Regions from separate parts of the Homo sapiens genome. Here all the other regions are linked to region 1. Evidence: chromatin contacts called from ENCODE Hi-C or POLR2A ChIA-PET data. All regions are on one chromosome and are shown on one strand. Each heading gives the region's core, a stretch centred on a gene start or an enhancer-like site at or near the end of the contact. The rest is flanking DNA. Distances are from core to core; before and after follow the strand shown.

Evidence for each region. A loop is a pair of places that touch in the nucleus more often than their neighbours do. ChIA-PET counts read pairs that join two places held with the same protein, here RNA polymerase II (POLR2A). Pooled maps may share reads with other maps.
Region 2: a pooled map shows a loop between it and region 1 (8-fold over the local background). The contact joins two enhancer-like sites. A Hi-C loop is called at or near these places in 2 of 37 single-sample maps with no recorded cell type and 2 of 50 pooled maps.
Region 3: a map with no recorded cell type shows a loop between it and region 1 (11-fold over the local background). The contact joins two enhancer-like sites. A Hi-C loop is called at or near these places in 2 of 37 single-sample maps with no recorded cell type and 4 of 50 pooled maps. POLR2A ChIA-PET finds 5 or more read pairs at or near these places in 2 of 52 experiments (AG04449 and PC-3).
Region 4: a map with no recorded cell type shows a loop between it and region 1 (15-fold over the local background). The contact joins two enhancer-like sites. A Hi-C loop is called at or near these places in 8 of 37 single-sample maps with no recorded cell type and 4 of 50 pooled maps.

What each region holds. Positions count from the first base shown.
Region 1 is chr17:65,179,602-65,184,463 of GRCh38, reverse strand. All of the region lies in intron 9 of RGS9 (regulator of G protein signaling 9), which reads right to left. Among named protein-coding and RNA genes, the nearest start is that of RGS9, 45 kb to the right of the region's middle. RefSeq lists enhancers at 113-649, 650-1,186, 3,130-3,179. Within about 2 kb of position 3,088, at least 4 of the 41 ENCODE cell types and tissues checked have a DNase peak (open chromatin) inside an H3K27ac peak, as active enhancers do.
Region 2 is chr17:66,438,018-66,442,464 of GRCh38, reverse strand. The region is part of intron 2 of PRKCA (protein kinase C alpha); the gene reads right to left. Among named protein-coding and RNA genes, the nearest start is that of PRKCA-AS1, 23 kb to the right of the region's middle. RefSeq lists an enhancer at 801-1,000. Within about 2 kb of position 1,269, at least 5 of the 41 ENCODE cell types and tissues checked have a DNase peak (open chromatin) inside an H3K27ac peak, as active enhancers do.
Region 3 is chr17:66,539,942-66,544,566 of GRCh38, reverse strand. The region is part of intron 3 of PRKCA (protein kinase C alpha); the gene reads right to left. Among named protein-coding and RNA genes, the nearest start is that of PRKCA-AS1, 130 kb to the right of the region's middle. RefSeq lists a silencer at 2,087-2,136. Within about 2 kb of position 2,551, at least 9 of the 41 ENCODE cell types and tissues checked have a DNase peak (open chromatin) inside an H3K27ac peak, as active enhancers do.
Region 4 is chr17:66,710,204-66,715,067 of GRCh38, reverse strand. All of the region lies in intron 8 of PRKCA (protein kinase C alpha), which reads right to left. Among named protein-coding and RNA genes, the nearest start is that of MIR634, 74 kb to the left of the region's middle. RefSeq lists enhancers at 1-575, 1,206-1,265. Within about 2 kb of position 3,032, at least 9 of the 41 ENCODE cell types and tissues checked have a DNase peak (open chromatin) inside an H3K27ac peak, as active enhancers do.

The DNA of each region.
Region 1 (4,862 bases), core at 1,839-4,338:
CACAGTGCCTATTCATTAGGGCTACTACACCACCACTGAGCACGTGAGCGGCACAATTTAAGCCCTCATCAGATAAAATGCAGGATTCACAGGCAATATTTGGGACCTATTATGCAAAAAAAGATATTCATTGCTTATCTGAAATTCAAACATAACTGGGAATCCTGTATTTTTATTTGCTAAGTCTTTCAAACCTACTATCAATATTATTATATCTTAGCCAAAGGCAATAAGAAACATTATGTTAAAACGAAGTTGTTACAAAAAAAAAGTACGCACAATTCTAAGCAATTCAAAGAAAACCACCTCATGATAAAATAAGAAATAAGAGTTTTTTTCCAGCCTGGCATTCACACACAACTTCCCTCCTTTCTCAGCTGCCGGCCCTCCTGGAGTGAAGCCACTTCTTTATGCCTCATCTCAGCGACACACTTTGCTACAGGAGGAAGACTCTGCTTAAGGAATCTCCGGATGCTCTGCATTCTTAGCATTCTAACAACTTCTTATTTTTCCCTTGCAGAGTTGCCCAAATAGGGACACATCTAGACTTGTTGTTTACATAGCTCTGGGCCGGCTGACTGGCAAACCCCGGATGGAGGGTGCAGACAATTGGCACAGGGCAGAAGGGGTCAGGCCACCGGCAGGAGTGCAGGGGAGAAATAAGCAAGGACCTTGGGATGGGGTAGCCAGGCAGGTATCTGCAGAGAAACTCAGGTGGGGGGCCAAGCAAGCCACGGAGCCAAAGGCGAGATGGGGAGAACCGTGAGGAATCGGGCAGCACTGGCATTGAGAGCAGAGAGGGGGTCTAAAGTCAGAAACCCGGAGATCCAGAAACACAAGTGGTTAAGCAGGCAAGAAAAGAGATGGAGCCGGGTGCAGTGGTTCATACCTGTAATCCCAGCACCCTGGGAGGCCAAGGCAGGTGGATCGCTTGAGCCCAGGAGTTCAAGATCAGCCTGGGCAACATGGTGAAACCCCGTCTCTACTAAAAATACAAAAATTAGCTAGTCTTATAACCTGGTCTCAAAACGAATAAATAAAGGCCAGGCGTGGTGGCTCACATCTGTAATCCTAGCACTTTGAGAGTCCAAGGCAGGCGGATCACTCGAGGACAGGATTTTGAGATCAGCCCGGCCAAAAAGACACAACCTTGTCTCTACTAAAAATATAAAAATTAGCTGTGCATGGTGGCACACATCTGTAATCCCAGCTACTCAGTAGGCTAAGGCATAAAAATCTTTTGAACCCAGGAGGCGGAGGTTGCAGTGGTCCGAGATTGTGCCACTGCACTCATGCCTGGGTGACAGAGCAAGACTGTCTCAAAATAGATAGATAGGTATGTAGGTAGGTAGGTAGATAGATAGATAGATAGATAGATAGATAGATAGATAGATAGATAGATTTAAAAAAATTAAGGGGGTGCAGCTGTCTAAGGAGTCTTGGATTTAAGATTGCGATCATGTGAAGTAAATAGCCGTCCAGCCAGGTACGACCTCATCAAGTAGAGGTAGAATTGCTTACAATTTGCAAGGCTCAGTGCAAAATAAAAATGCAGTTCACTGTTCAGAAAAAAAGTGTAAGGAATTCTGAGATGGTAACAGAACATTAAATCAAACAAGGGTCCTTCTGAGGGTGGGGTCTTGGGCGGCTGTACAAGCCCCCTGCCCATGAAGCCGGCCCTGGGTGCAGGACGTAGGCCTTGTGGGGTGGAGAGGGGAGCAGCGGTTGGATCAGGGAGGCCCATGAGCTACAGAACTGGAAACACGTAACTGAATCCTGGCTGGGTCACCTTGGGCAAACGGCTATGTCTCTCTATTTTGTTTTCTTCATGTGAAAAAGGAAACTGACATTGTCTCTGTTAATGGACTTCAGGAAATGCAGAAAAACTTCTAAAAGCCACAATAAGGACATTAGAAAACATCAGGCAGGATGTGGAGTGGGCTCTGGCGGCCATCAGCTGAGGTTCAGATCCTGGCTTCACCACTTCTCAGCTGTGTGTCCTTGGGGGAGCCACCCTCTCTCTCGGCCTGCTTTCTCAACCGTGAAACGGAGGTCAACGTGGCCATCTACCTTCTAACGCAGTAGTGAGTCTTAGCTGAGCCGTTACAAAGGGTGGCGCACTCAGGTCCATGCCTGGCACGCAGGGAGCTGTCAGCAAACATCAGCCCCTTCCCTTCCCTCAGCTAGGCATGGTCACACAGAAGCCACAAGAAGAAAGAAGTTTGTCCCCTATTGGCGGGAGCATATGGTGTGTGAGGGCTCCAGGCTGAGCACCTCTGCAGAGCACAGTATTTTATACTGGGAGGCCATATTTCTGCCTTTTACCAAAAGATCTGTATACTCGCCAGTGTAGACTGAGGTTCTGAGCAGCTGCTTATTGGAGTAGGCAGAGAGGTTGAAATTGGCATGTAACCCCTCCTTCCACCTCTAACCAGGGGAGAAGTATGAGAAGGTGAAAAGGCAGAAGAGGAAATTGGCTAGGTACAGCACCCTAACATGGAGTCTGAGGTCTACAAGTCCCATAAATTCTCTCTCATAGCATGACAACATTTAGAATAATACCAGCTGTGTGTGGAGTGTCTCTACGTGTTGATTAGCATTCTAGACACTACACATAAGTGATCCTGCTTAATCCTCTGATGAAGGAACTAGCATGCTTCCCCTGTTAGAGATGAGGAAACTGAGACTGTGGCTCAAGAAAGAGCTTGCCCAAGATCACATGGACCGGAAGTGGCAGAGCTGGGGCTCAGGCCAATGTCAAGGGTCTCTTCAGCACCCGACACTGCCCTCATCCCTAAATGATGGCAGTGATCCTGCCATGAGCGGCCCCTGCCCCCATCACCTCCTGGGGTGCAGGAGTTGGGGGTTCCGTATGCCTCAAGGTATTGGAGCTAAAAGAGGACTCACTTCTAGAGTGTGGTCCCGGCCCCTGGCCAGTCCCTCCCAGCTGCCATTAGCCAGTGGGAGTGGGCCACCCAGGGCCCGAGACACCTGCCAACCTAATGACTTTCCTCCTTATGGTTGACGGTTACTTGCCTCTATTTGGGGAAAACAGATACATCTTCTCAAGAATTTACTCATTCTCGAAATGCAAATCAAAACCACAATGAGATAACATCTCACACTAGTCAGAATGGCTATTATCAAAAAGTCAAAAAATAACAGATGCTGGCAAGGAGAAAAGGGAAGCTTATATGCTTCTGGTGGGAATGAAATTAGTTCAGCCATTGTAGAAAGCAGTGTGGTGATTTCTCAAAGAACTTAAAATAGAATTACCATTGACCCAGCAATCGCATTACTAGGTATATACCCAAAGGGATATAAATCATTCCGTCATAAAGACACATGCATGCCTATGTTCACTGCAGCACTATTCACAATAGCAAAGACATGGGATCAACCTAAATGCCCATCATTGGTAGACTGGATGAAGAAAATGTGGTACATATATACCATGGAATACTATGCAGCCATAAAAAAATGAGATCATGTTCTTTGTAGCAACATGGATGGAGCTAGAGATCATTGTCTTAAGCGAACTAACGCAGGAACAGAAAACCAAATACCACATGGGCTCACTTATAAGTGGGAGCTGAACATTGAGTACACAAGGACACAAAGAAGGGAACAACAGACACCCAGGCCTACTTGAGGGTGGAGGGTGGGAGGAGGGAGAGGATAGAAAAACTACCTATGAGTACTATGCTTATTTCCTGAGTGACAAGATAATCTATATACCAAACTCCGGTGACATGCAGTTTACCTGAAATGTAACCCCTGAACCTAAAATAAAAGTTTAAAAAGAAGGATTGATAGCCAGGCGCAGTGGTTCATGCCTGTAATCCCAGCACTTTGGGAGGCCAAGATGGGCGGATCACCTGAGGTCAGGAGTTCAAGACCAGCCTGGCCAACATGGAGAAACTCCGTCTGTACTAAAAATATGAAAAAATTAGCTGGGCGTGGTGGAACACACCTGTAATCGCGGCTACTCTGGAGGCTGAGGCAAGGAGTTACTTCAACCCGGAAGGCGGAGGTTGCAGTGAGCCGAGATCACGCCACTGCACTCCTGCCTGGGTGACAGAGCAGGACTCCGTCTCAAAAAAAAAGAATAGAAAAGAAAAAAAGAAAGAAGGATCGATTCCTTCTCAAAATGACCTCTCTTCAAACCAGCTCAGGCACCATGAGTTCTCTGAAGTGAGACAAAAATCCAAAGCCTCTGCACTCCCAGGTCTTCATGGAGATGCTTCATGCTCTTGGCAACCCTCTTCTCTCAGGGCAGATTAACCCGGGAACACAGGGGACTCGCAGACAGTGGAAAATGTTGCAGACAGATAAACCACAGCATGCTGGGGCTGCCTGAGGGGAGGGCTGGAAGGGGCTCTGCATGCATGAGAATTGCAGTTCTTTATTCTTCTTAATACTTTATTCCACAGCAGCCAGAGTGCACAGACAGGAGATAGATAGATAGCTGGGAAGAGAGAGAGAGAGAGACAGAGAAGATAACGGTAAACAGCGGAGACACAGCCCGTATCACACCCCACCATGGCAAAGGCACCCTCTGTCGTACACCCAGCCTGCCCACTGGGTTCTGGGCTGAGGGTGTTGCCAGCATCCACATCCGCAGGAAGTGGGCTCTGAAGGCCAAGGAGCACAAAGATGCCTCCTCAGTAAAGACAGTAATCTGGTCACCCTCCTCAGAAGTCACCCCCAGGATGGAGCAGCTCAGCTCCTTAGCTTCCCTCTCAAATGGATGAAGTTAAGGTCCTGCCTAACCACCCCCAACACACACACACACACACACACACACACACACACACACACACACACAGCTGAGCAGTATCCTGGCTTGGGTCACGGATGGG
Region 2 (4,447 bases), core at 20-2,519, 1.3 Mb before region 1:
TAAAGATCACTCTCTGAAGTGGAAAAGAGATTGAAGGAGGGAGGGGGCCAGGAATGGGTACAGGGAGGCCAGGTGAGGAGCTGGGGGACTGTAACATCATGATGTTACAGGCAGGTGCAGTGGCTCACGCCTGTAATCCCAGCACTTTGGGAGGCCTGGGTGGGTGGATCACTTGAGGTCAGGAGTTCAAGACCAGCCTGGCCAGTATGAAACCCTGTCTCAACTAAAAAAAAAAAAAATCAGCCAGGCATGGCAGGCACCTGTAGCCCCAGCTACTTGGGAGGCTGAGGCAGGAGAATCGCTTGAATCCAGGAGGCAGAGGTCACAGTCAGTTAAGATCGTGCCACTGCACTCACACCTGGCAACAGAGCGAGACTCCATCTCAAAGAAAAAAAAAAGAGAGAGAGACTAACATCATGATGAAAAACATGATGCTATATAAAAAATATCCCTTGGCAGAGTTGGGGCCCTAAAGCCAAACTGTCTGGAACCTGGGCACAGTCCTGTGTGATATTTCCATCTGTCCGCCCGTCCATCCATCCACCCACATTTATTAGTGGAGTGAAATGCCGTGGTATAAACATCTCTGGGACCATCACCCAGAGAGGACACCATTAGCATCTATTATGGTATAAATATACATACGTCATAGCTTTCAGAAGGTCTAAGAGGAAAAATCATTTCAGTGTAAATTAAATGTTCCTTGTCTTCACCTGAAAAAAAAAGTATTATTTTGAGAACAAAAACATGAAAACTGGCTACAGGTTGAAAAAACCGCACAGCAGCTATCCGTGCCTCCTTTAGAAAGGGGATCACAGGCATTGACTTCCACTCAGAGGAGGTGCACAGACGTCCCCAGTGTGCCCAGAAACCACCTGAAGAGGAGAAGCAGCTCTGAGACGAGAGTCGTATGAAGATGTACAAAAATAAACATTTTCAAGGGTTTTCAAATACATGAGCAAACAGATGGGGTTTCAGTTCATTTTTAGAAACAGAAGCAGACTTTGAAGTGAAAGGGGAAGTAGGTTCCCCCTCAGGGATCCACGATCTCCCTCCACTTAGGAAAGAGGAGATGGCCAGAACTGTGAGCTTAAGAGCACCCCAATCTTTTTTTTTTTTTGGAAACAGGGCGTTGTTCTGTCGTCCAAGCTGGAATGCAGAGGTGTGATCACAGCTCACTGCAATCTCGAACTCCTGGCCTCAGGCCATCCTTCTGCCTCAGCCTCCTGAGGAGCTTGGCACCACAGGCACGTACCATCATGCCTAGCTAATTTACTTTTTTTTTTTTTTTTTTTTTTTTTTGGAGACAGAGTTTCGCTTTGTCTCCCAGGCTGGAGTGCAGTGCCGCGATCTGGGCTCAATGCAACATCCGTCTCCCGGGTCCAAGGAATTCTCATGCCTCAGCCTCTTGAGTAGCTGGGATTACAGGTGCCTGCTACCACGCCCGGCTAATTTTTTGTATTTTTAGTAGAGACAGGGTTCACCATGTTGCCAGGCTGATCTCAAACTCCTAAGCTCAGGCAATCCACCCGCCTCAGCCTCCCAAAATGCTGGGATTACAGGCATGAGCCACCATACCCGGCCCTGACTAATTTACTTTTCATTGAGATGGGGTCTTACGGTGTTGCCAGGGCTGGTCTCAAACTCCTGGGCTCAAGCAATCCTCCCATCTCAGCCTCCCAAAGTGCTGGGGTTCCCGGCCTGAGTCATCATGCCCAACCAATCTTTTAAGTGCTGGGATCTTGAAGAGTGTCCCTCACTGGCTCTCACTAGCCCACCCTCGGTCTGTGGGTTGTCCAGGCCTCAAAAAAGCCCCCTTGACCACCAGTCCCAGACTAGGTAACACCCCGGTTGTATGCACTTCCAGCATCCTATAGTTCTCCTGCCTGTCACTCACTGCCGCTGTGGCTCTGTCACTATTTGAGGATTTCCTGAATACCCATCTCTCTGCTACACTCTAAGCTCTGAAGGGGCAGGGGCCTCTTCTTGTCAGCAAAGTCTATCTTAGGACTCTAGAAATAGAAAGCAGGAGATGGAGACATGTGCTGACTTCCCGAATAACCCAATTCATTCAAAGTAATTATGTTTATAAAATACAGAGAGAAGAAACAAATGAACATTGGCTATACGTTAGGCACCACACTCTTCAGGTACAAAGGATCAGGAGTCCTTTCCGTCCTGTAGCTTTAGGGAACTGGTGGGGGGCTCTTAAAACCATGGGGTCTGGACTCATTTTGGGCTATTTTTATTCGCCTTGTCAGTCACTTGAGTTTAATCAATTCAATGTGGTCATAATCACTGAGAAGTCAATGACTTGGATCTAGGATTTTAGGACTTGGTGTTTCTGGCATTTCATAGGAAATAAATAAATCAAAGCCTACAGTAAGCAACCTTCTTAATACATCTTGGAAGGGGGGAAAACCCCAAGACCCTTATTTAGGATGAATATATTAATACAATACAAAGCACCCAACTTCTTTCTGGGAATGACTTAGGAAATCCATCAGCAGAAGGAGACAGTTGCACTTATTATGGGATTTCTAGGGCATGGGGGCGCAAAGACCAAAAAGAGTCTTGTTTTACTTTTCAAAACATGGAAATGCTGATTCCCTTTCTCTGCTTATGCTATCCAGGTCCTTAAGGTAAAATGCACAAAAGGTTTTCTTGGCAAATGATGAAAAATAGTGCTTCTTGCCAAAACGAACATCAGCAAAAGACCATGCGCCATGACCTATAGTATCCTTTGACAAAATGCAGATAAGCAGAGACCCCAGGCACCCTATTTTGCAACTGTGGTCCTCTACAAACCTCCAACGTGAAGGATCTCAAACTGTAAAGCACAGAGGACAACGAGGAGCCCTGTAAGAGCTGCAGAGCTATTTGAGAGACACGTATTTTGGAAAAGGACAGTAATAGGCCAGCCTATGCCATTTGTGGAAATGGTAGAGCAACATAATTTTTTTCACCTGTATAATGTGGGTAAAAGGCCGGGCACGATGGCTCATGCCTGTAATCCCAGCACTTCGGGAGGGCAAGGCAGGCAGATCACAAGGTCAGGAGTTCGAGACCAGCCTGGCCAATATGCTGAAACCCTGTCTCTACTAAAAAATACAAAAATTAGCCAGGTATGGTGGTGCACACCTGTAGTCCCAGCTACTCGGGAGGCTGAGGCAGAAGAGTCACTTGAACCTGGGAGGCGGAGGTTGCAGTGAGCTGAGATTGTGCCACTGCACTCCAGCCTGGACAACAAAGCAAGACTCTGTCTCAATAAAAAAAAGAAAGAAAAGAAAAGTGGGTAACAGTAGTATTTAATGTAGTACAGGCTGTTGGGAGGGTTGAATGAAATTAAACAAGACACAGAATATAAAGCGCTCAGTACAGTGCCTTATGCACTGAGGTCTTCAAGAAATGTCAGTTACTGCTGACAATAATGATGACAGGCCATTATTCCTACCACTGTTGAGAGGGGATGTTTCATTCCCTGTTCTCCCCTCAATCACTGATATGGTTTGGCTGTGTCCCCACCCAAATTTCATCTTGAATTGTAGTTCCCATAATCCCCACATGTCGTAGGAGGGACTAGGCAGAGATAATTGAATCATGGGGGGCAGTATCCCCCATCCTGTTCTCGTGAGAGTTAGTTTCTCACAAGAGCTGATGGTTTTATAAGGGGCTTCCCCCTTCACTGAGCACTCGTTCATTCTCCTTCCTGCTGCGCTGTAAAGAAGGACATGTTTGCTTCCCCTTCCACCATGATTGTGAGTTTCCTGAGGCCTCCCCAGCCATGCAGAACCATGAATCAATTAAACCTCTTTCCTTTATAAAGTACCTGGTCTCAGGTAGTATCTTTGCAGCAATATGAGAACAGACTAATACAATCATCTTCTCTTTTTACTCTGTTTTAAATGAAATAACCGGTTCTTAAAAATAATGTTCCACGAATGCTCAAAGCCAACTCAACAGAGTTTTCAAACAACTTGTTTCCTAAAGCTCTCCATTATTCGAGCTTTTTATGGCCAGGAAAAAGCCCAGTTGGGTGTTCACAGGTTTGGGCTCCCAATCTCACACCACTCAACTCATTTCACAAGGGCACGTGTCCAGACATCATCAACTGGAAATATGAGAGCTACCCATGGCAAGAGACACTGAAATGCCGGAATTCGCCCTTTACCTACTGAGCTGCTTTGCTGATAGAGGAACTGAAAGAATACAGTTCCTCAGGACTGTCACTGCCAAGCAAGTGCGGGGTCCCAAGGTCACCAGATCCTTTAATCCTGCAGGTCTTTCTCAACCGCAGTCACACAAGATGAAGGGCAGGGAGAAGGGGGACCCGTTCAGAACAGAGACCCCTCAGCTCTTCTGCTGCCTGAGCCCTGTTCTTTCAGGACATTGTTCCCCATCCTCTTTGAGGGTTTGGGAGTTTCTCTTTTCCACACACACCCACCCC
Region 3 (4,625 bases), core at 1,302-3,801, 1.4 Mb before region 1:
AAGACTAAAAGTACTGTAACAAGGCTTCATGTAACTCTCAATGTAAGGGAGTAACCTCATTTTCTGGAAAACTGAATATTTTCTTTTTATGTACTAAGGCTTGTTTTTAGTCTTTTCTTTTTTAAACCAGCATGTATACAAATATTTCTAAAACGCACTTTAAGTCCCTTGTTTTGTTAAACAAAATATGTCAATATACTTCAACATTTTCTCAATGATCACAGTGGTGACCTAGAATACTAGTGTTTATAGTATTTTGGTTCACAGCATTGGGTTCATGAACTACATGGGGGTCTTCTTCCTAAACTAAGTGGCCATGAGAAATCTTTTGTAGTTGTTGTTTGAGATGGGGTCTCGCTGTGTCGCCCAGGCTGCAGTGCAGTGGTCTGATCTTGGCTCACTGCAGTCTCCACCTCCCGGGTTCCAGCGATTCTCCTGCCTCAGCTCCCCCCACCACCCCAGTAGCAGGGACTACAGGTGTGCACCACCACACGTGGCTAATTTTTGTATTTTTTTTAGTACAGTCAGGGTTTCACCAAGTCGGCCAGGCTGGTCTCGAACTCCTGACCTCAAGTGATCTGCCTGCCTTGGCCTCCCAAAGTGCTGGGATTACAGGCGTGAGCCACAGCACCCAGCCTAGCAATCTTGTTTCTGTACAATTATGGGGCCTGCTGAAGTTCAGTCCTGCTCTCACTGAGTCTACTGTTTTACCATCCTCCCATTTTCTGCTTCTGACATTTGACACCAGAAAGCCAGCAAACCAGGCTTGTTCCAGAACTTTGGGGTGTAGCCTTTTCTATGGTGTAGGGTACATGGACTTCATGATGCCTCTTGGGATTGCTAAGTGTCTAACAATGTTCAATTCTGTCTTCACCACAGCACTATGTTGCTTCGTATTTCTGCATTATAAAATCTGCCTGATAAATAATCCGCTTGTTCCTCTCATATGCTGACAGATTTCTGCATGGTCAATGGAGCTTAGAGTATATAAAATACAAGTCTGGGAGAGTTTCCTTATAGTTCAAATATATAAATTTAATGTTCAAAAGAATGTAATTGTTTCAAGCAACATACTAGTAGACAAGCTGGAACTCACTGATTTCATTTCATTAGTCTCAAATAACAAAGGGTACTTCATAGCATCAAAAGCCAGACCTCACAATAACTTATGTTTTAGTATCTTACAGTATCTCATTATATAAATAATAAAATGACTAGGGTTTTGGTGAGAAGGAAGAGAGAAGAGCCACATGGTATTCAAAGAATGCCAGGAAACCACAAATACTGCATTCTTTTGAACATTAAATATACTTGAACTATAATGGAAACTCTCCCAGACTTACATTTTATATAAATACACTAAGCTCCATTCACTGTGAAGAAAACTGTCGTCATACGGAAGAAAATAAGTTGATTATTTATCAGGCAAAATTTATAACACAAAGTGCTAAATCAGGCACATTGCATTAAACATTATACTGACTATAAACAAGGATAGAAATTACGGAAGTGCATAGCTTTGGAAATTGAGTGAAAATAACAGCATAATTCAACTTTAATTGGATGCCTATAGATGAAACAATAATTGACTCTTAACTGTAACTCCAAGATATTTTATGACTATAACATTTTCTAAGTAATCTACTTGAAAAATACCTCATTGACTCATCAAATCCTATCTTTAAAATGTTACCCTCGTTCCAAGAAAATCACATGCATACACTAGAATGAAATGACTTGTCAAATATAATTTGAATCCAGTAAAACAAAAAAAGCATTAATCTGTACTTTCTCATTAATAGCAAGATAATTTTCCAAGTGAAACACACACAATACAATACACATTTGTTGAGACTCCCCAATGGCTCCCACTTGTCTTTCCAACCTTCATATCCTTCCACAGGCCTTTGCAGAGGAATCCCTTCCGACTATCAGTCTCTGAAGAATTCTCACACTTCCTGACACCACACCTCTACTCAGGGTGCTCTGCCCTCCCTACTTGGGACTATTGTGTCTCCTCACCCAAGTCTTATTGGAACATCTTTCCAGGTCCTTCATAACTGCTCTATTTCCCAAGAAGCCTTCTTGGGGCAGAAATAATCCCTCCTTGCTCTCACCCCCATGGTACTCAGCACCTGGTACTCTCATGTGCGACTTCTATGCTCTGGGTTTTCTCACAGCACACATGGCTTACTAACTGCCTATCTCCCAACCACACACAGGAAGCTCTTAAGGCCAAGTAGCACCACTGTATGTCCACAGAAACTAGCACAAAGACTGTGCACATACAAATTAATTGCAAACCACATCGTGAAAATCCTAAGCATAAAGAAAGAAAAAGGTCATATTTTAATCACCATCTAATACAGAACAGTTTCTTAAGGCCTCTCTGTAATAATTTTAAAGTTAAGGGGAAAATGCTTGGCTCAGTCCACTCCGTATAAACTCCTTAAACATTAACTAGTAATTTTAAAAGCATGAAATGACTTTCTCCCCTGGGGCTTTATATAGAACCATAATAACCGCAACACGAGCTTCAGGACTCTGCAATTGCCTGATACTAAAGTCCCACTGTGAGATTCCACGTGGTGGCTTGTTATCAGCCTTACATAGAACAAATGTGGTCAGCCAAAAATTTACTGTGGGGCTCAAAAACATTTTAGGGGCTCATACAAGCTTAGGGCCTTGACATTTAAGTGATAACTGAGAGGCATGCACTGATAGAAAATCCTCAGAGACTCAGAAGAGTTTTAAACAATGCAGTTGTACATTTTTATAGGGCACATGTTCTGAAACCTCAAAAATAGATATGTAAATGTCATCTGAAGCTGTGTCATTTTTACTTAATTTTTGGCATAACCTGTCGCCTCAAAAAGTCTTTGTGGCTTGTGTATGGCAGGCAAACGGTGTCAGATGCACTTCCAAAGTGCCATGAGGCGTGGACTGGACGTCAGCTCTGCTTTGCACGTGCAATTCCTGCCTGCAGAACTGCAGCTAGCATCTGCTGCCTCTGGCATCTGCTGCCTCTGGATGAGCCTCTATTTGGAAAGTGGGAATTATTTTTTCTTCCACATCCAAGACCAGCAGAGTAGCTTTCAATCCCAGTCAACTGCTCTTTGCCGCAGAAATCAATATAAGCAACAGAGGAAAAAAACAATAAAGGGGCTAAGCCTCCAAAATCTTGCATTTTCCCTTGGCTCGGGCAAAGGTCCCCTCATTTCTTTCAAGAACACCAGAGGCAAGAGTTTGAGGTGGGGGCCGCAGGAGCACGTACCACAAGACCTTCTTACTGAGCCACAATCTGCAGCTAACTCTTGGTCAATCTGTGCAGTGGAGAAGCGGCACACAACATATCAAAATCTAGTTAAAAAATAAAACAAAACCCCTCATGGTCACATCTTTGTTCAAACTATCTTACTAGAGCTCGTGCTTCCAAAGAATCAGATAGACTCATTTGAGAGTCTACTCTAAATCTTGCCCTCCCCTGTAGCTGGAATGGTCCCTAAACAGCTCTGAGATGGCCAGAGAATACCAGTGGAAACAGCTAGTAACAGCCACTTCCTACCTCTGTAGGGTTCTACCAAATACTTGCACATACCTTGTCTTATTTGGTCATTTTCCACAGTGTGGGATACCATAGGTGTGACCATTTTCTCAGCTGAGAAAAGGGAGGCTCAGGGAGTGCACAGAGAAATATACAACGGAATAGGTCCAGGAAGTGCCAGATCTCGAGGTCAAACCATGATACTAATAATTACCCTCGACTGCCTCTGTTGTAAGCCACCATATTCAATCTTTTGATAGACAGAGAAATGGGAGACTCAAACAAGTGACAGAGACAGAACCGGGGGTTTCACACAAGGTCTCACAGAGCCTACAGCCTGAATTCCGTCTCAGCCTAGGAACCCTCTGCAAAATCCAGATGTTTTGCCTTCAGGCCCAGCTGGCCTTCGACCACAGAGCACTCACAAAGTGCAGCAGGGCCCCGCTGGGAGGCCCCACTCCACTCCGAGTGCTGCTTCTAACTGCAGCCCCCGCACGGCAGCCCGCCACCCAACTGACTGCTCTGGGCTATTTATGAGATGGTCCCTGCTCTCGGGAGACGTCCCTCTTTGGATTATTCATCCTCTCCTCACCCCCAAAGCAGCAAAACCAGCACACGCCGTCCCCCCAGCGTCAAGCCCCACTCCAGGGTTTGCAGGCAGCTGCCTCCCTCTCCGCCCCCTCTTTTAGAGACAGTCAGGGCTCCAGACTCTCCGCTGGGCTCTGTGCTGAATGTTACCCTTTGTCTCAGAACCCTGGGCTGGCTCTGACGGCTGGAAAGCCTGAACAACAATGATGAATCAGAGTATTTATTTTTGAGGTTTTCTCCAAGCTGCCTCTTCATCAGCTCTGAAATAGCAGCATTCAAGCTGCCACAGACACTTCCCGAAGTTTGCTGGCCTAGGGTTCCCAATGGGGAAAACATCACCTCCCTGGCAACAAACACAACAGCCTCCTAACACCCCTTCTGCAGGAGAGGCACCAACTGCATCTCTCCAAAAGACGGGTGGCCTACATGTTTAAATTGATTTTCGAAATTATTTTCAAATCCCTCGGGTTGCGTGAGCAAGGGTGGATTTCTA
Region 4 (4,864 bases), core at 1,783-4,282, 1.5 Mb before region 1:
AATTTTTATAAAATGTCTCTGACAGGAGCAAGCAATTTGAAAGCAGGGCCGACTGTCATTAAATTTAGCACAATATTTCCATAATCATTGATTTCATCCTACCCTCACTGAGCCTTTTTAATCCACACCAGTTTTTAAAACCAAGGGGCCTAATTATAGCTCAATGGGACACCTGCTTCCAAGGCTAGCAGCAGCTGCACTGTTCTGGGCTATTCTCTGGGCCCTCTGTGTCAGGCAGCTCACTAGGCGCTCAGGAAGGTGACAAGCATGGGATCTGGGGTCTGCCAGCAGCGGTCTGGGACACCAGTAAAGGCACTGCACACTTCTCTGAGGCCTGTTTCTTCATCTGTAAAATGGGTCAACACTCCCTTTCTCGTCCTGCAGGCTTGGGAGCCTCGCCATCCTGCAGTGGTGAGGGAGTGATCAGAGCTCGGGGCTGGTGGCTGCTGCCATTCTGAGTAGTCTCGCCACAGCCATCGCCTGCTGCCAGGTGGCAGCGTCAGAAGACAAATTTCCATTCCAGGAAGGGGGAAGAGACGAGGGGGTGGAACAGTGAGACCTCTCCTAAAAAGACAGGGGCTTCCCAGCTGCCCTCAGGGGACTTGGACAGGACTGAGGAGCTGGTCTCCAGCAGGAGGGGCTGCCTGAGGGCAAGGTGGAGGTAGGTGTTTCCTGTCTCCAACGGTGGGCACAGGCCTGAGGGCACAAGGGCAGCTGAGGTCAGGACACTTTTCCCTTTACACATGGTATTTGCACCCTAGCTCTCTGGCCCCATGCATGAGGCCTGGCAGCTTGAGGGGGGCGTGGACTCACAAGGGGGCATTCTCCCCAAAGGAAGCAGCGGGTGGGGGGGAACATGGCTGGGATGCAAGTGGCCTCAAAGCAGAGGGCCTCACACCGGAGAGGAAAGGTGTGTGATCGGATCACTTCACCACCGCACGAGATACTCCTGGGATCTCCCAGCTGCAACTGCTGGGCTTTGGAAGTGAACAGAGGTTTTGTCAATGGGCCAGGAGAGAGCCAGGGAGTCTAAATTAATACAATTATTGTGACCCTAAGGGTATCTACAGGCTGTGAGCACCTGGGGGAATGTGAGTCACAAAACGAATACCCCTAGTAAGAGCTGAGACTATGGCTGTGTCCTGCCTGCCCCCACCCAAACCATCAGCTCTGAGCTGGCTGACCACCCATGACCATTGGGAATTCATGGACAGAGCCCTTCCTGCATGATTCTTTGCAGCCTGTCAACAGAGAAAACCAGTGACTGGGGGCCAGACTCGGACTGAGTGTTGACAAGTCTATTTTCAGAAAAAGCCACAAGGTAAAGATTAGCTCATGACCAAGCCAAGGAAGCCACTTTGAAGAGAGGTGTGAGCGAGCGGTGGCACGCTATTATCACTGCCTGGGTCAGGGTGAATTTCCAACATGCGGGTGACATTTTCTTTCTCAGGTAGAGTAGCCTGTTTCTTGTCCTCATAACAAAACCACACAGGAAACATAATAAGCACCAACACAAAACATGTCAGAAAAGAGACTTTGTTGACTTGACACTTCTCATCTCTGTTCTTAAATGAATTCAAGATGGCCTTGCTTCACTGCTGCAGGTGGGAGTAGGGTGGGGTACGGGGAGCAGATTCCTATCTGATGGGTTATTTGTACCTAATGTACAACCGGGGTCTCCCAACTGGGGCCCGGGAGTGGTTTAGAAAGCACAATGAGGTCGGATGCGGTGGCTCACGACTGTAATCCCAGTACTTTGGGAGGCCGAGGCAGGCAGATCACAAGGTCAGGACTTCAAGACCAGCCTGGTGAATATGGTGAAACCCCTTCTTTACAAAAAGTAAAAAAATTGGCCGGGCATGGTGGCGCGTGCCTGTAGTCCCAGCTACTCGGTAGACTGAGGCAGGAGAATTGCTTGAACCCGGGAGGTGGAGGTTGCAATGAGCCAAGATTGCACCATTGCGCTCCAGCCTGGGCAACAGAGTGAGACTCCATCTCAAAAAAAAAAAAAAAAAAAAGGACAACAAAGGGTTCACTTTAACTTGGCAATGGCTTCTTGGAAACCAGCAATGCACAGTGACACCTCCATTAGGGAAAACTCTGTAATTCATAATTCCTGGGGATGGAAGGCAGAGAAAAGGCTGAGTAATGACTGCAGCAAACACAAATCTAGCCAGGCACTGTTCTAGGCACCTTCCATACTTACTCATTTAATCCTCCCAACATCCCTAGGAGGTTGGTCCTTTTACCATTTCCATTTTAGACTTGGAGAAACTGAGGCAAGAGAGATGAGCTGCATGGCTCCAGGCTATACAGCTATGAAATATTGGAGCTGGGATTTGAACCCTTGAACCCAGGCAGTGTGGCACTTCCTCGCCACACCCTGCTGCCTTCTTGGAATGACGAGGTGACAGCCACGTTGCCCAGCAGGTGGGAGAAGAGGGACAGTCTTTAAGGAGAAGGGGACAGGGACAGCCCTTCATTAGAGCTAGGAGGAGCCAGGCAAGAACCCAGGGAGGTGAAAGCCTCACCCTAACTCTTTCTTCTTATTTTTCTCCCCTCTCATTACTTCCCTTTTCAGCCACATCTGAGTTTTTTACACCAGCACCCAGCTTTCCGACATGCTGGGAAACTAAGCTCTGTGATTCAGATGTTTCTTTGGAATAACAAAGTTTTCAACATAATAAAAAGGACACAAACAGCACTCAGGCACGTCAGGCCACACAAGTGGGAGAGGTTTGGGTCCCAAATAGGGTTCCAGGACCCAAGTACGAGTTCCTTCCATCAGAATGGAGGTGTTCCTCTGAAGTAGCAGGGGGTGCAATGAGAGGGGTTTACTTGGTTTTTAAACAGGAACTGTTTCCACCTCCTGGAGTGATCAAGAGGTGCCTCTTTCCTCTGAGAATGCTGGAGGGTTTTACTCCACAGGAAGAAGTTGCACAGAGGCTCAGTGTATTCAGGTGTGGCCAGCCTCTGGAGATGTGTATCCAAAGTCAACACCCTGCATTGAATCATGGGACAGGGTTTTCAAACACAGACAAGGGCGGGGTGGAGGGGGGGCAGTAACAACAGAAGCCTTGAAAGGCAGTTTTCACACACAGTATTTACCACACTCTGCAAGACTTAGGAAACCTCAAGGAATATTTTTTTTCTTTCTCATTTCCAGTATCTCTAGGTCACAAATCTCCTGTGGTTCCTCTAACAGGCACATCTGCAGGGTGAGATACAAGTTCTAGAGATGAGAAACTCTAAAAACATTATTTATTAGATGCTGTCTTTAGGACAGTGTTTTTGAGAGAGCATTAGATGTGGATTCCAGCTTGGGGTCGGGGAGTAGGGTTTCTCCCCTTGCAAATCCTCCACCCGAGCATTTGAGGGTTTAAATTTTCCAGTTTGATCTAATGCGAACATAAAAGCACTGCGACAATCTTGGGCTGATTTTAATTACGAACACAGGCAATACGCTGAGAGCACAGCTGGTGTGTGGCCCTAACCAGCTTCCCAGAAGAGAGTGGCGCTATCAGAAATGACAATAATAGACCAGGTTTTTAAAACCATTTACATGCAAGTTGCAAAATTCCCCTCCATAGTTTGGGGATAGAATGGTTGATTAGATTGCAACGATTGAGTTGGGAAAACATTAAAAAATGAGAAAAAATGAAATAAGAGTGAGAAGGATTAAGTCAGGCATTAAGAACATCAGAACAATTACAGGATTTCAGCCTATGATATATTACACTACATCATCCATATGAACACACTCATGTAGTGTAAATACACCATACTGATTGCATGCTAATGCAGATGTATGCCTATAAAACTTAAAATGAATCTTAACTCATATGTGATTGAAAGATATTAACAGAAAGAAAGGAAAATGAGCTGTCCATTTAAAGATGCACTCTTTCTGTTCATTGGATGGATGCTTTCAATACAGACTTGAACTTTAATCACTGATAGGAGGTTTTGATATTTGCTTGGTAAAATTTTATTTATTTATTTATTTATTTTATTTATTTATTTTTGAGATGGAGTCTTACTCTGTCACCCAGACTGGAGTGCAATGGTGCGATCTCGGCTCACTGCAACCTCCGCCTCCCGGGTTCAAGTGATTCTCCTACCTCAGCCTCCCGAGTAGCTGGGATTACGGGCACCTGCCATCATGACTGGCTAATTTTTGTATTTTTTTTTTTGTTTTTTGGTAGAGACGGGGTTTCACCATGTTGGGCAGGCTGGTCTTGAACTCCTGACCTCGGGTGATCCACCTGCCTCGGCCTCCCAAAGTGCTGGGATTACAGGTGTGAGCCACCGTGCCCAGCAGGTAAAATTTTAAACTAACCTAATCTGAAGAGGAGGGGAGACTGGTCTATTCTCTGGGTGATTAAGACATGGCATTTTTTTTCATGGGAGGGCCGTGGCTGCTTGGAAGGGAGCACACAGACTAAGACACAAGTAGGTGTGAGATTCAAGCTACCAGAACACGCGGTGCATCCTTAAGGGTGGAGAGCATGGCTGCAGGCTGAGGCCCGGGAGCCACAAAAACCAAGGCAAGTGTTTTGTGGAAGGAAAGTGGATGAGGAAAGAGCAGAGGAAGAACTACCTTTAAGAAGCGGACATGACAGCCCTGTAAAAGACAGGAGGAGGAGAAAAACTGCCAGGTTAGTAGGAGAAATGTTACACACAGGAAGTGCTACACACAATTAGTGGTGTGAGAAAACGAGATTGAGTACAACACAGCACAGGTTCCAATTATGATGCAGGCAGGCACAGCAGACAGACGGTGACCCCGAGACACAGCACCAGGGTCAGGAGAGAAGGTGCGGTGAACCTTCCAGTGCACTCTGCTCCGGAGGCACCCCAGGTG